Regions from separate parts of the Homo sapiens genome. Here all the other regions are linked to region 3. Evidence: chromatin contacts called from ENCODE Hi-C or POLR2A ChIA-PET data. All regions are on one chromosome and are shown on one strand. Each heading gives the region's core, a stretch centred on a gene start or an enhancer-like site at or near the end of the contact. The rest is flanking DNA. Distances are from core to core; before and after follow the strand shown. Region 1 overlaps LOC107983995 (a long non-coding RNA gene). Region 2 has its middle 130 kb from the start of METTL8. Region 3 overlaps LOC124906091 (a long non-coding RNA gene).

Region 1 (4,699 bases), core at 1,350-3,849, 290 kb before region 3:
GAAAGTTATATTAGGAAGAGAGGAAAGGGAAATATAGCCCCACAAACCCAGAAAAGAAAGAATGGAGAAATGGGGCCTCCAAAGTTGAATTCCTGGCCGGGCATGGTAGCTCATGTCTGTAATCCCAGCACTTTGGCAGGCTGAGGCAGGCAGATCACCTGAGGTCGGCAGTTCGAGCCCAGCCTGACCAACATTGAGAAACCTCGTCTCTACTAAAAAAAAAAAATTAGCCGGGCATGGTGGTGCATGCCTGTAATCTCAGCTACTCGGGAGGCTGAGGCAGGAGAATCACTTGAACCCAGGAGGTAGAGGTTGTGGTGAGCTGAGATCGTGCCATTGCACTCCAGCCTGGGCAACAAGAGTGAAACTCCATCTCAAAAAAACAAAAACAAAAACAAAGTTGAATTCCTGGCATGGAGAAACCCCATCTCTACTAAAAATACAAAATTTAGCTGGGTGTGGTGGTAGGTGCCTGTAACCCTAGCTACTCAGGAGACTGAGACATGAGAATCGCTTGGAACCCGAGAGGTGGAGGCTGCAGTGAGCTGAGATCACACCACTGCACTCCAACCTGAGGGACAGAGCGAGATTCTGACTCAAAAAAAAAAAAAAAAAAAAAAGTTGAATTCCAACCAGGTGCAGTGGCTCACGCCTGTAATCCCAGCATTTTGGGAGGCCGAGGTGGGCAGATCACGAGGTCAGGAGATCGAGACCATGCTGGCTAACACAATGAAACCCCATCTCTACCAAAAATACAAAAAATTAGCCAGGCGCGGTGGCAGGTGCCTGTAGTCCCAGCTACTCAGGAGGCTGAGGCAGGAGAATGGCGTGAACCCGGGAGGTGGAGCTTGGAGTGAGCCGAGATCGCGCCACTGCACTCCAGCCTGGGTGAAAGTGCGAGACTCTGTCTCAAAGAAAAAAAAAAAAAAAGTTGAATTCCTTGGCTCTTACAGGCATGTGCCTGCAATGTATCTGCTTCAGTCACCCAGTGCCTCAGGAAAGCAAATGATTTCTGGAATATGGTAGCTGACGATACTTTCCTTTGGATGATTCAGTTTCTTCACTACACAAATGATTCCATCGTAGCCAGGAAAGCATGCAACCTTGTGACTTCCCTCCCCACCAACCAAAATACTTCCCCTTCTCCCTATGCCTCAAATTCTTTCAATAAGACAAAGCTTTTTATTCCACAATTAAGGACAAGGAGCCCCACTCTAGGAGCTGGAACATATTGGCTTAAATACACAGGAAGGTTGTTATGGGCTTCCCTTGGGAAAATCTCCCGTATGGGGCCTGAAGACCCTCTGACACTTCATTGTAAAAATTCTTTCTTCTTTTGGGAAGCAGATGGAGTTAACAGGCTGTAACATTTGTCTATTGTTCTTAAGCAAGGCACATACTAATCTCTTTGTCCTCTCTCAGAAGATAGGCTTTATATCTGCGTCAAGAGACAAGACCATCTACAAATACATTACTTTGTTTAGAATTTATGCTCACTCTTTGTTTCTATGAAATGAAACAAAGCATCCTGCCCCATAGTGACTCAAGTAGGTCAAGAGAATTGTGATTGAAAAACCCCAAGGGTCTTTAATTTCTTCCTGGAAGAAAGAAAAAAGCTCAACTCTGTGGCCCCCACCTCCTTTCCATCACCTTGGATGGCTTGCAAAGAACTTGTCTGTAGAAGAACAGGCCTTTATCTGCTCTCTAACTCCACAGAAGAACTACTAGTTCCTAGGCCAGAACCATGTTGATGACTAAAAGAATCTCAGCTTCAAAGAGTCATAAGGCCAGAGTGTGGTAAAGTCTAACACTGATTTGTTTTGGAGATGGAGTTTTGCTCTCCTTTCCCAGGCTGGAGTGCAGTGGCACAATCTCAGCTCACTGCAGCCTCCGCCTCCTGGGTTCAAGTGATTCTCCTGCCTCAGACTCCCGAGTAGCTGGGATTACAGGCACATGCCACCAAGCCTGGCTAATTTTTGTGCTTTTAGTAGAGACGGGGTTTTACCATGTTGCCCAGGCTGGTCTCGAACTCCTGACCTCAGGTGATCCGCCCGCCTTGGACTCCCAAAGTGCTAGGATTACAGGCGTGAGCCACCGTGCCTGGCCCCTAGCACTGATTTTTAAAAATAACTAATATTTATGTTTCTACAGCTTTATTGGGGTATAACTGACTTACAATAAATAACATATAGTTGAAATGTACAACTCGATAGGTTTTGACATACATATATGTAAACCAAAAAGTATCTGAGACAGGTCTCAATCAGTTTAGAGGTTTATTTTGCTGAGGTTGAATACACACCCAGGAAAAAGAGACACAAGCCACAGCAGGATCTGTGGCCCTTATTTTTTCTGCAGAGAATTTTGGGGGCTTCAATTTTAAAGGGGAAAAGTAGGCAGGAGGGGAAAGGGGAAAGAAAAAAAAGAGGAAGGGCATGGTCACATTCTTGTGAAGTCACATGTGCATGAAAAGGAAGGGGTAGGGGAAAAATCAATTATGTATTTGACTCACACTCAGTAAATCTGCTCTTTTACATAAGGTGAAGTAAACATAGAGTAGAAAAGCAGTCAAACATGCATTCAGCTCAGGATGGAAGGGGATTTCGAATCTCCTCTTTCCCCTCACTCCTCCACCCCCAAGTCCATGAAGATAAGCTGTTCATTTACATTGTCAAGGTGAGGGAGGCCCCCTGTGGCCTTCTATCTGTAGCTATCAGTTTAGGAACAAAGATAAAGGCAGTTTTGGGGTTTTTTTTCATGACTCAGCTTCCAAGCTTAACTTTTCCCTTTTGGCATCGTGAATTTGGGGTTCCATGATTTTATCTTCCTTTCACATATGCAACTATGAAACCATAACCACAATTAATATAGTGAAAATACCTCAAAAAGTTTCTTTGCTTTTGTAACACTTTCTTCCTGTTCTTTCACATCTCCTCATCCACCAGGAAACCACTAATCTGCTTTCTGTCACTATACGTTAGTTTGCGTTTCCTAGCATGTTATATAAATGAACTCATACAGTGCATACTCTTTTTCTGGTCTGGCCTCTTTTGCTCAGCATTAATTATTTGCGGATTCATCCATGTTGTTGAATGTATCAATTGTTCATTTCTTTTTATTGCTGGGTAGTATCCCATCAGCTGGATATACCGGTTTGTTTCACCTGTACATGGACATTTGGGTTGTTTCCAGTTTGGGGCTATTACCAATGAAGATTCTATGAACATTTATGCATAATTCTATATAGATGCATGTTTTTTCTCTTATACCTAAGAGTGAATGGCTGGATAAAATGGTAGGTTTATGTTTAACTTTCTAAGAAACTGACAAACTGTTTTCCAGAGTGGTTGTACTGTTTTATACTTTCCCCAGCAAGGTATAAGAGTTCAAGTTCCTCTACCTCCTCACCAACACCTGGTATGGTCAGTCTTTTTAATTTTAGCCATTCAGTAGTTATGGTTTTAATTTGCATTTTCCTAATGACTAATGATGCTGAGCATCTTCTTATATGCTTCATATGCTTATTTGTCACCCATGTTTGTTTGATTCTTTTGCTTATTTTTTTAATTGTGTTGTTTTCTTATTATTGAGCCTTTTGTTCTTTTTTTTTTCTTCTTTTTTTTTGAGATGGAGTCTTGCACTGTTGCCCAAGCTGGAATGCAGTGGCGCAATCTCCACTCACTGCAACCTCCACCTCCCGGGTTCAAGCGATTCTCCTGCCTCAGTCTCCAAAGTAGCTGGGATTACAGGCACCTGCCACCACACCCGGCTGATTTTTTGTATTTTTAGTAGAGATGGGGTTTCACTATGTTGGCCAGGGTGGTCTTGAACTCCTGACCTCGTGATCCTCCTGTTTCGGCCTCCCAAAGTGCTGGTATTACAGGTGTGAGCCACCGCACCAGTCCTTTTTCCTTTTTCTTTTGGAGATGGAGTCTCACTCTATTGCCAGGCTGGAGTGCAGTGGCACCATCTCAGCTCACTGCAACCTCTACGTCCTGGGTACAAGCAATTCTCATGCCTCAGCCTCCCGAGTAGCTGAGATTTCAGGCACATGCCATCATGGCCAGCTAATTTTTGTATTTTTAGTAGAGATGATTCTTCTGCTCCAGCCTCCCAAGTAACTGGGACTACAGGCACCCACCACCACACCCGGCTCATTTTTGTATTTTTAGTAGAGATGGGGTTTCACCATGTTGGACAGGCTGGTCTTGAACTGATGACCTCAAGTGATCCGCCTGTCTCAGCCTCCCAAAGTGTTAGATTACAGGCGTGAGCCACGGCGCCAGGCCACAGAATTTTATAATTACATAACTCCACTTTTCCCTCCCAGCACTTAGGCTACTGTTTTCTTTATGCATATGTTGTAATCCCCACAACACATTGTTATTATTTTTGTTTAAACAGTCAATATATTTTAAAGATATTCAAATTATAAGAGAAAAAGTCTTACGTATTTGTCCATGTAGTTATCATTTTTGTTGCTCTGAATTTTCTGTATAATCATATTTCCATCAGGTGTTATTTTCCTTCTGCCTGAAGGATTTCCTTTAACATTTCTTATATTGCAGATCTGTTAGTGATAAATTATTCCGGCTTTGGTATGTCTGAAAAAGTATTTATTCCACCTTCATCTTTAAAAAATATTTTTGCTGGGTATAAATTTCTAGGTAACAGTTTGTTTTTTCCTTCAGTAGCTTAA
Region 2 (4,280 bases), core at 1,339-3,838, 330 kb before region 3:
TGGACTCCAGCCTAGGCAACAGAACAAAACTGTGTCTCAAAAAAAAAAAAAAAAAAGTCAGCTCAATTACTGATGAAGCTGTATTGGAAAGAATTGGCTTTGGGTACAAGTAATTAGTGTCTTCCTAATACTGAACCCTAGAATCAGGACTCACAGCTAGACAGCCAAAGACTCTACACAGGGGGCCCTGCCCCTTTGAGGCCTATTGCAGCACACTTTCATCCAACAGAAAGAGCAAAGAAGAGCTGGATTAAACAAGCCTAAGTAACCGCCCATATTCACTGATTACATAAATCACTCCACCTCTCCCAGGAAGGAGGAGGGTGGGATTAAAGAGGCTGGCAGTCTTAAATCAGTTGCTGTCCCTCCACATGGCAGGAAAGAACAGGAGTGGGAATTACCTAAACCTTTTATAAGTGCTGGGTAAAGCATATGCTACATAGACCAAATCTAGAGCAGTGTGGGGTGGACTCTGCTTTGTCCCTTTGCTGTTTGCTGAGTAGTCTGCTCAGAGATGCACTTGTCAATGGCTCTTCAGCATCTCACCACCTAGCTCTCACCAGGGGTCCGGGTAGTTATGGTTCCTTTTATTTGTTCACTTTCTAAAAAAAAATTTGACTTTTTGTGAATATTTGAATAGATACAAAATAGTTTCTATGCGGACTTAACATGGAAAGGGAGATGGTTGCATTTTTGGTGACATTACAACGCATACACGCATGTGTGAATGTGTGTGTCACACCGAATGATATTGTCAATGCTGGGCTGATGCCAAATTTAAGGAACATGGAGAACTTGGGAAAAGGCCAGAGATAGAGAAAAGATTGTTAATGGTTTGTTTATAGGGAAGAAATGGGTTTGCCCTAAAATAAATGCATACTAGAAGATGAAAATGACAGTGCCCAGGTAGAAACTGGCAAAAAGGGTTCTCAGAGCAAAAACATGGGACCCATTTTGGATATAAGTCCTAACTTCACTATTGCTGGTTTTGTAACCTTAAGCAAGACACTTGAAATCTCCAAGCTTCAATGCACTGAACTACAAATGGAAATAATGCTTACCTGCAGATTGTTGCAAGGACTAAATATAATGCACATCAAATGCTAGGTATGATGCCTGGTGATAACTGGCACTTAATAAGTGGTAATTAATATCATTATTAATATATAATATATAATAGTATATTATATATTTATAAAATATATATATATATATATATATATATATATTTTTTTTTTTTTTTTTTCAAAGGATGACCTGATGGTTAACTTTAGGTGTCAACTTGGCTGGATTAAGAGATACCTGAATAGCTGGTAAAGCATTATTTCTGGAGATTGGTATGTGAGTCAGTGAATTGAGTGGGGAAGATCTGCCCTCAATGTGGGCAACCTGAATAGAATAAGGTAGAGGGAAGGTGAATTTTCTCTCTCTCCTGGAACTGGGACACCCCCTTCTTCTCCTGCCTTTGGACTCCAGGTTATCTGGCCTTTGGACTCTGGAACTTGCACCAGCAGCTGCTTTGGTTTTTAGGCCTTCAGACTGAGAGTTACACTATTGGCTTCCCTGGTGCCGAAGTGTTTGTACTTGGACTGAGCCATGCCACTGGCTTCCGTTGGTCTCCTGTTTGCAGATGGCCTGTCATGGGACTTCTCAGCCTCCATAATTCTGTGAGCCAGTTCCCCTAATAAATCCTCTCTTCTCTTTATCTTTCTCTCGTTCTCTTTCTCGCTGTCTCTCTCTCCCCTATTGGTTCTATCTCTCTAGAGAACCTTGGCTAATACGGATGGTGAACAAGTCTTTGTCTCTTTTGAGGAGGATAAATAATTACAGGATAAATAATTTAAATATTTAATTATTTATATATAATATAAATATATTTAATATAAAATTATTTTTAAATAATTATTTAAATAAATAAATTATTAAATATTAAATAAATATTAAATAAATTAAAATAAATAATTTTTAAATAATTATTTAAAAATAATTAAATTAGCCTTAAGAAACTTGCTAACCGAAAAGTTGAGTTTTCTTATTTAAGAAAGTCATTGCTGTTTCTTTGGCTTATGTTTAATTCAGATAATCAAATGCTTATTAAGCATCTACTGTGTGCCAGAAAGTGTGATGCATACTGAGAATACTGAAATGCAGGTGGCTGATGAAATGAACCCCTGCTCTTTAGATTCCTGCAGTTCAGGATAGATGCCCATTTGTCTGAAATGTGGTAAGCATCTCCTACTTAAATCTTTAGCTCCAACAGACCATCACCATTTGGCCACCATAGTTTCGCCAACCTCAGCATATCAATTGGTATCCGCATTTTTTAGACCCTTTTCAAGAACCTCAGAGAACAAATCTAGCCATGTGCTATACGGCAAAAGCCAAACAAAGCATGTGAAATGGGTCCTTAAGGTATAGCTTTTGTACCATCTACCCTTTGGCATCCAAGGTCGCTTTTAACAATGCTGCCCATAACTCTGTGCAGAATGCCTCCTGCCACAGCATGTAGGACTTCTACTCACAATACCTAGCAGCACCTCTAAGCATCACCACAGTCCATCCAACTGGTCACAATTAAGATAAGATCTGAGCTGCTTTCCGGAGATCTGTAAGATTCTCCAAAATAGGCCAAAGACGGCTATAAAGCCTCACACTATGCATCATTTACTCAAAGCGGTCATCCAAGCATAGAACCTGATCTGACTCACCTTTACCACAGTTATCACCTGATCCTCACATAAACTCAACAAATAGCCCTTTTGGAGTCCAGAAATAAATACCTGCACATATGGTCAAATGATTTTCCATAAGGGTGCCAAAACCATTCAATGGGGAAAGGACAGTTTTTTCAACAGATAACATTGGGAAAACTGGATATCAACTTGCAAGAGAAATTGGACCCCAAATTTATGCCAGATACAAAAATTAAATCAAAATGGATTGAAAACCTAGATGTAGAACCTAAAACTATAAAACTCTTAGAAGAAAACAGAAGAAAAACTTCATGACATTGGGTTTGGCAATAATTTCTTGGATATGACAACGAAAGTACAGACAACAAAAGAAAAAGAAAAGTTGGACTACAACAACATTAAAAAGTTCTGTGCATTAAAGGACACATCAACAGAGTAAAAGGCATCCCACGCAATGGGAGAAAATGTTTGCAAATCATACATCTGATAAGGGTTTAGTATCCAGAATATATGAAGAACTCTTACACCGGGCATGGTGGCTCATGCCTGTAATCCTAGCACTTTGGGAAGCTGAGGTGGGAGGGTTGCTGGAGCCCAGGAGTTCAAGACCAGCTTGGGCAACATAGTGAGACCCCTGTCTCTACAAAAAAAAAAAAAAAAAAAAGAACAAAATTAGCTGAGCATGGCGGTGTGCATCTATAGTCCCAGCTACTTAGGAGGCTGGTGTGGGAGGATCGCTTGGGCCTTGGAGGTCAATACTGCAGTGAGCTGTGATCGCACCACTGCACTCTAGCCAGGGTGACAGAGTGAGATCATGTCTCAAAACAAAAAACAAAACAAAACAAAAAATACTCTCACAACTCAACAATAAAACCCTCAATTTTAAAATGGGCAAAGAACTTGAATAGACATTTCTCAGAAAATGTTATACAAATGGCAATAGCATATAAAAAAATGCTCAATGTCATTAATCATTAGGGAAATGCAAATCAAAACCACAATGGGATACCCCCTCAAACCCATTAGGATGGCTACTACCAAAACCCAGAAAATAATAAATGTTGGCAAAGGTATGGAGAAATTGGAACTCTTGTGCACTGTTGATGGGAATGTAAAATGGTGCAATAGCTATAGAAAACAGTATGGTGGGCCCCCAAAAAATTAAAAATAGAATTATCATGTGATTCAGCAATTCTTAGCATATACCCAAAATAATTGAAAGCATGGACCTGAGGAGATATTTGTACATGCATGTTCATAGTAGCATTTTTCACAGTAGCCAAAAGGTGAAAGTAACCCAAGTGTCTTAGTCCGTTTTGTGTTGCTGTAACGGAATACCTGAGACTGGGTAATTTATAAAGAAAAGAAATGTATTTGGCTCATGGTTCTGGAAACTGGGAAGTCCAAGGGCATGGTACTGGCAAATGCTTGACGTCTGGTGAGAGCCTTCTTGCTGTGCCATTCCATGGTGGAAAGTGGAATGGCAAGAGAGCATGAGAGGGAGAAAAGGAGGTCAAATGAATCCTTTTATCAGGAGCCCACTCGTGTGATAACTGCTTTAATCCATTCATGAGGGGAGAGCCCTCA
Region 3 (4,330 bases), core at 1,640-4,139:
GCTCAGCCTTCTAAGTACTACAGGCTCAAACCGCCACATCCAGCTGATTTTGTTCATTTTTTGTAGAGACGGAGATCTCACTATGTTGCTCAGGCTGGTCTCCAACCCCTGGGCTCAAGTGATTCTCCCAAAATGCTGTGATTACAGGCATAAGCCACCACACCCAGCCTAAATTTGTATCTTTTAAACAACTTCGTGGGTTTTTTAAAACAACTTTGTGGTTTTGGATGGCAAATTCAAGAATACAAAGCCTCGGACCTGGGTGTCAGAGGCAGAGTAGCCCTTGCCTTTCGGTCACACTGACCCATGCACAGCATACCTCCAGAGATAGCCCATGCCCCCCAGGGGGCGGTGGGAAATGGTTTGAAACCTCTTCCCCTCCCCACCCTGCTCCATTCTGTAACTTCCTCCCAGGAAGGCAGGCCCCTCCCCACTCAAATCCCTGTCCAGGGTCCAGGGTCCAGAGAAGGGAGTGGCCCAGGCAGAGAACCCCAGTGAGTGCCCACCACATGCCAGGCACTGACTGCCACCCCTTCGACTCTAACCTAGCACCCAGCACATGGAGCTACACTCATCGCCTGTGCCTTTGTGCGGCATATGGTGAGTGCCTGCTGGGAGCTAGGTGCTGGAGAGGACTTTAAGTCAGACTTTGTCCACGACACCAAGGCTTGAAGACAGGTATAACCCCTGAGGCCACCTCCCCTCCTCACAGGTCGCATTGTAGCACTTTCTCACCCTAGTTGTCCACTTTGCCTCTGCTGCTCTGCCAGTCTGCAGGGGCAGAAGGATGCCCGTGCCCAGGAAGAATGCTGAAGCCAGGTGCATGGCCCCTGCAGTGGTGGAAGCTCCCCCAGTAGCGAGCGGCCATTTGACTAGGCTGAATCGAGTTGACTTCACAACCGAGGTCTGATCACTGACTACACCATCTCCTTGTTGGGAAAAACAAACAAACAAAAAAACCCCCACAAACCACTGCTATTTTAAATTGTGATCAAAATGAAGATACTAAAAGCCCTGGGGGCTGGGTTCTGAGAATCCCCCACGAGTCCCCCGAGGACCTTGCACCCAGGTCCTCCATGCAGCCCTGCAGTTGCAGCCTGGTCTGTTTCTGCTCCACCGGCCCCGCCCCACACCTGCCCGGGTCTCAGGCTTGCTGAAAGAATCCCTGGATCCGATTTCCACCTGGGTACTAGGTATAGACCCAGCTCTACCACCCCCTAGCCGTATGCTTGTTGGAGAGACATTTAACCTTTCTGGATTTCACTGTTTTCATCTATAAAATGAAGGAATTGAGAGGGAGGATCTCCACAATGCTGTCCCTGATCCATAGGCAACAGTGTTTTTCAAAGCCACCAGGGTTGAGAAGTGCTGGTCCATGGTTGCTTTTCCGAGCTCAGGATTGAAAGAGTCCTTTGGCTAAAGAGCTGAAGAAGAAAGAGGATGCTCTCACCCTATTCAGCTTTTGGTTCTTCCCAGTCTGCTACAAGACCAGGGAAAATGTGAGTTACTCCTCCAGCCACAACTACAGCAGGCAGGTGGAGGGTGGGGGATGACATGTGGCACAGCACTTTGCTGGACTTTAGTGTTTGGGGATAATGGACTCCTGAGATTTCTCCCACGCCATCCGGCTGGGATGACTATGGCTCCTTTCTCAGGGATGCCCCGCCTTTCCCTCCTGCTCACAGGGAAACTGCCGGCAGCTCCACACTGGCCTGGCTTTTGAATCTATGTGCCATATGATTTTTTTTTTCTTTCACGAAAGGCCCCTGCTTGCCAAAAAGGAGGTTTTTCAGACCACTGACCTATGTAAGGGGCAAGCTCCCTGGGTACTTCACTGCCAAGAACAAAAAACATCCATCCCCCTTATAAACTCCCCAGGGCAGTGCAGTCTAAGCCCCTGAGCATGGCATTCAAGGCCTTCGGCGATCTGGCCCCGCTCCCCCTTCTGTGGCAACTGCTACCACTCCATACTTGACTTTTCACATTCCAGCAACCAGAGCTGTTTGTAGTTCCGGGACACACCACGTGCCACATTCCTGTGTGTCCTTGCAGACGCTGTTCCCTCTGCCTAAGAGAACCTCTTCCTTCCACTTTGACCACCTAAGAGAACCTCTATGCATTCTTCAAAGCCCTAATAGTAGCTGCCCACGAACGCCTTCCTTGATCCCGCACATGTTAGTTACCCGGCCTCTGGGCTATTCTGTCCCCTCTGCTCATCACTAGATCCGAAATCGCTAATTTACAGGCAGCGCAGTGGGATGCTTTTGGATTCGGGACACCTGGGCCCAGACCCAGCCGCCCCACCCCGGCGCCCCGGGCTTGTGCACAGCAGGAGCCTCCGCCCCGCGGGTGTGGGTTGGACGAGGCCAAGGGCAGCGGCCGGCCAGGGGCCAGGCCAGAGTCCAGCACTGCCCTCGGAGGAAGCCGGGTGGGGGCGGCGCTCCTGAAGGCTCCAGCCCCGGGGAGGGAAGCCGGCCCCGCACCTCCCGCACTGGGCGCTCAGACCCCTGGTGCTTCCACGGCGTCTGAGGGTTTCTCAGCCACCGAAGGGTGTCTCCGCCGCACCCAACGGGTCCCCCGGTGGAGAGATTTGCCTTCACATCAGATTAAAGGGGGTTCCGTTTGGTGAAGGCGCCCAGGCTCATCCCCCACGTTTCCGCACTGGGTCTGAGATGGAAAGAAAGCGGGGGACCAGAGCCCTTCTTCCAAAGAACGGAAAGCGCCCCACCGCGACGCCCCGGCCCCGCCCAGGGGCCCTGCGAGGGCGGCCCGGAGACCCCGCGGCCGCTGGCGGGGCGCGGCTTTCCCAGGCTCCCGGCGCCACCTGGTGGCCCGTGGCGCGCACTGTAGTCCCCGCTCGGGAGGCCCCCTTGGCTCGGATCCCACTCCACGTGGGCGGCGGTAAGACCGGAGTTCCTGAACAAAGGTGAATGTCGTTCCAGGAACCTGCCGCGTGGGGACAGAACTGAGGCGTGGGACCGGGCAGACCTACGTGGATTCAGCTCCTACCCCAAAGCCCGCCCGCCTGTGAAGCAGGGGCCTCGGTTTGAGCTCTCCAGGCGCACCTGCTTCCCCTGAGGGAATTAACTCAAGAACTCACCCATCACTTCTCTTTAAAACCATTCCCTTTTTTCACTGAAGTTAATTCGTAAAATTAGCCATATCCAATGCAACTATTATTTTTTCCCCAATACGTGCTAAAATAAAATATATAGGTATTAAAGGAGGAAAGACAGTTTTCTTCACTCTGGGTAACACCAGTCCATGGGATCAAGTTCAGAACCTAAGCCTGTCCTGAGGCCTGCCCGGTGGCTCGTCCCTGCTTCTTCTGTCTCCTTCCGATTCAGCCACAGCGAACCCTCACCTGTCCTCTCCTGGAATATGGCAGCGTCACGGTGCCAAAGATCCCAGAGGGTTGTCCTCTTTTCTCAGGTTGTACTGCTTACCTAAGAGAGATCTGAATTTGGGGAAATGAATTAGTCTCTAAAGTTTCATGCCCTTTAAAAACAAAACCTTGACAGAGACAAAGGCAAGTAACTGTTTATTAAAATCGGAATGAGCTTTGAGCTCCTGGACTCATACAACAGGCATCTGTTTCTTCTTGATTTTATGAGGCTCCTCTAGCAGTTCTGTTCCTCACCACCGAGAAGCACACAGGTTGTTTAGCCACTGATCTCGAGTGAACGTGTTGGAACCATGCATACTTCACTACCTGACGCTAACACTGTTTCCAGAGCTCTAGAAGCCAAAACAGCGCCTGGGTACAACATGGATTCTTGCCATTGTGTTTCTGGGCTCTTTCAGCATAGCTGTCTGAGCTACACGGTTCTGGCCAAACTGATTTACAAACACAACACAGCATTGCAAATCAGTCACAGTGCAAGTCTATTCAGGGAAATTTCATGGATAATTCTAATCTAGGGACAGTGTTGGGGGTTGTTAGCAGAGAGCTCCCTTAGTCTGACCAGTCATGACGCTGCTTGGGGAAAAAGCTTCCCCGGCCCTGCAGCAGCGGCCGTCCTGGACAGACTGAAATGAAAGGCTTCAGAAGAGATGGAACAAGGTTTTTTTTTTTTTTTTTTTTTGAGACAGAGACTCGCTCTGTCGCCAGGCTGGAGTACGGTGGCATGATGTCGGCTCACTGCAACCTCCGCCTCCCAGGTTCAAGCCATTCTCCTGCCTCAGCCTCCCAAGTAGCTGGGACTACAGGCACCTGCCACCACGCCCAATTTTTGTATTTTTAGTAGACGGGGTTTCACCATGTTGACCAGGATGGTCTCGATCTCCCGACCTCGTGATCCGCCTGCCTCGGCCTCCCAAAGTGCTGGGA

Evidence for each region. A loop is a pair of places that touch in the nucleus more often than their neighbours do. ChIA-PET counts read pairs that join two places held with the same protein, here RNA polymerase II (POLR2A). Pooled maps may share reads with other maps.
Region 1: a loop to region 3 is called in a pooled map, with 5 times the contacts of the local background. The contact joins two enhancer-like sites. A Hi-C loop is called at or near these places in 1 of 168 maps with a recorded cell type or tissue (mammary epithelial cell) and 10 of 50 pooled maps. POLR2A ChIA-PET finds 5 or more read pairs at or near these places in 5 of 52 experiments (AG04449, B cell, GM10248 and 2 more).
Region 2: a loop to region 3 is called in a pooled map, with 3 times the contacts of the local background. The contact joins two enhancer-like sites. A Hi-C loop is called at or near these places in 2 of 168 maps with a recorded cell type or tissue (CD4-positive, alpha-beta memory T cell and OCI-LY7), 20 of 37 single-sample maps with no recorded cell type and 14 of 50 pooled maps. POLR2A ChIA-PET finds 5 or more read pairs at or near these places in 2 of 52 experiments (AG04450 and Panc1).

Annotation. Positions count from the first base shown.
Region 1 is chr2:171,258,816-171,263,514 of GRCh38, reverse strand. The region is part of intron 2 of LOC107983995 (a long non-coding RNA gene); the gene reads left to right. Among named protein-coding and RNA genes, the nearest start is that of TLK1, 100 kb to the right of the region's middle. Within about 2 kb of position 2,599, at least 3 of the 41 ENCODE cell types and tissues checked have a DNase peak (open chromatin) inside an H3K27ac peak, as active enhancers do; they include B cell, where a contact is called at or near this core.
Region 2 is chr2:171,306,124-171,310,403 of GRCh38, reverse strand. No RefSeq gene overlaps it. Among named protein-coding and RNA genes, the nearest start is that of METTL8, 130 kb to the left of the region's middle. Within about 2 kb of position 2,588, at least 2 of the 41 ENCODE cell types and tissues checked have a DNase peak (open chromatin) inside an H3K27ac peak, as active enhancers do.
Region 3 is chr2:170,972,095-170,976,424 of GRCh38, reverse strand. LOC124906091 (a long non-coding RNA gene) reads right to left here. Exons shown (of 3, transcript XR_007087293.1): 3 at 2,904-3,457. Among named protein-coding and RNA genes, the nearest start is that of GORASP2, 45 kb to the right of the region's middle. RefSeq lists silencers at 2,250-2,499, 2,640-2,949. Within about 2 kb of position 2,889, at least 26 of the 41 ENCODE cell types and tissues checked have a DNase peak (open chromatin) inside an H3K27ac peak, as active enhancers do; they include B cell, where a contact is called at or near this core.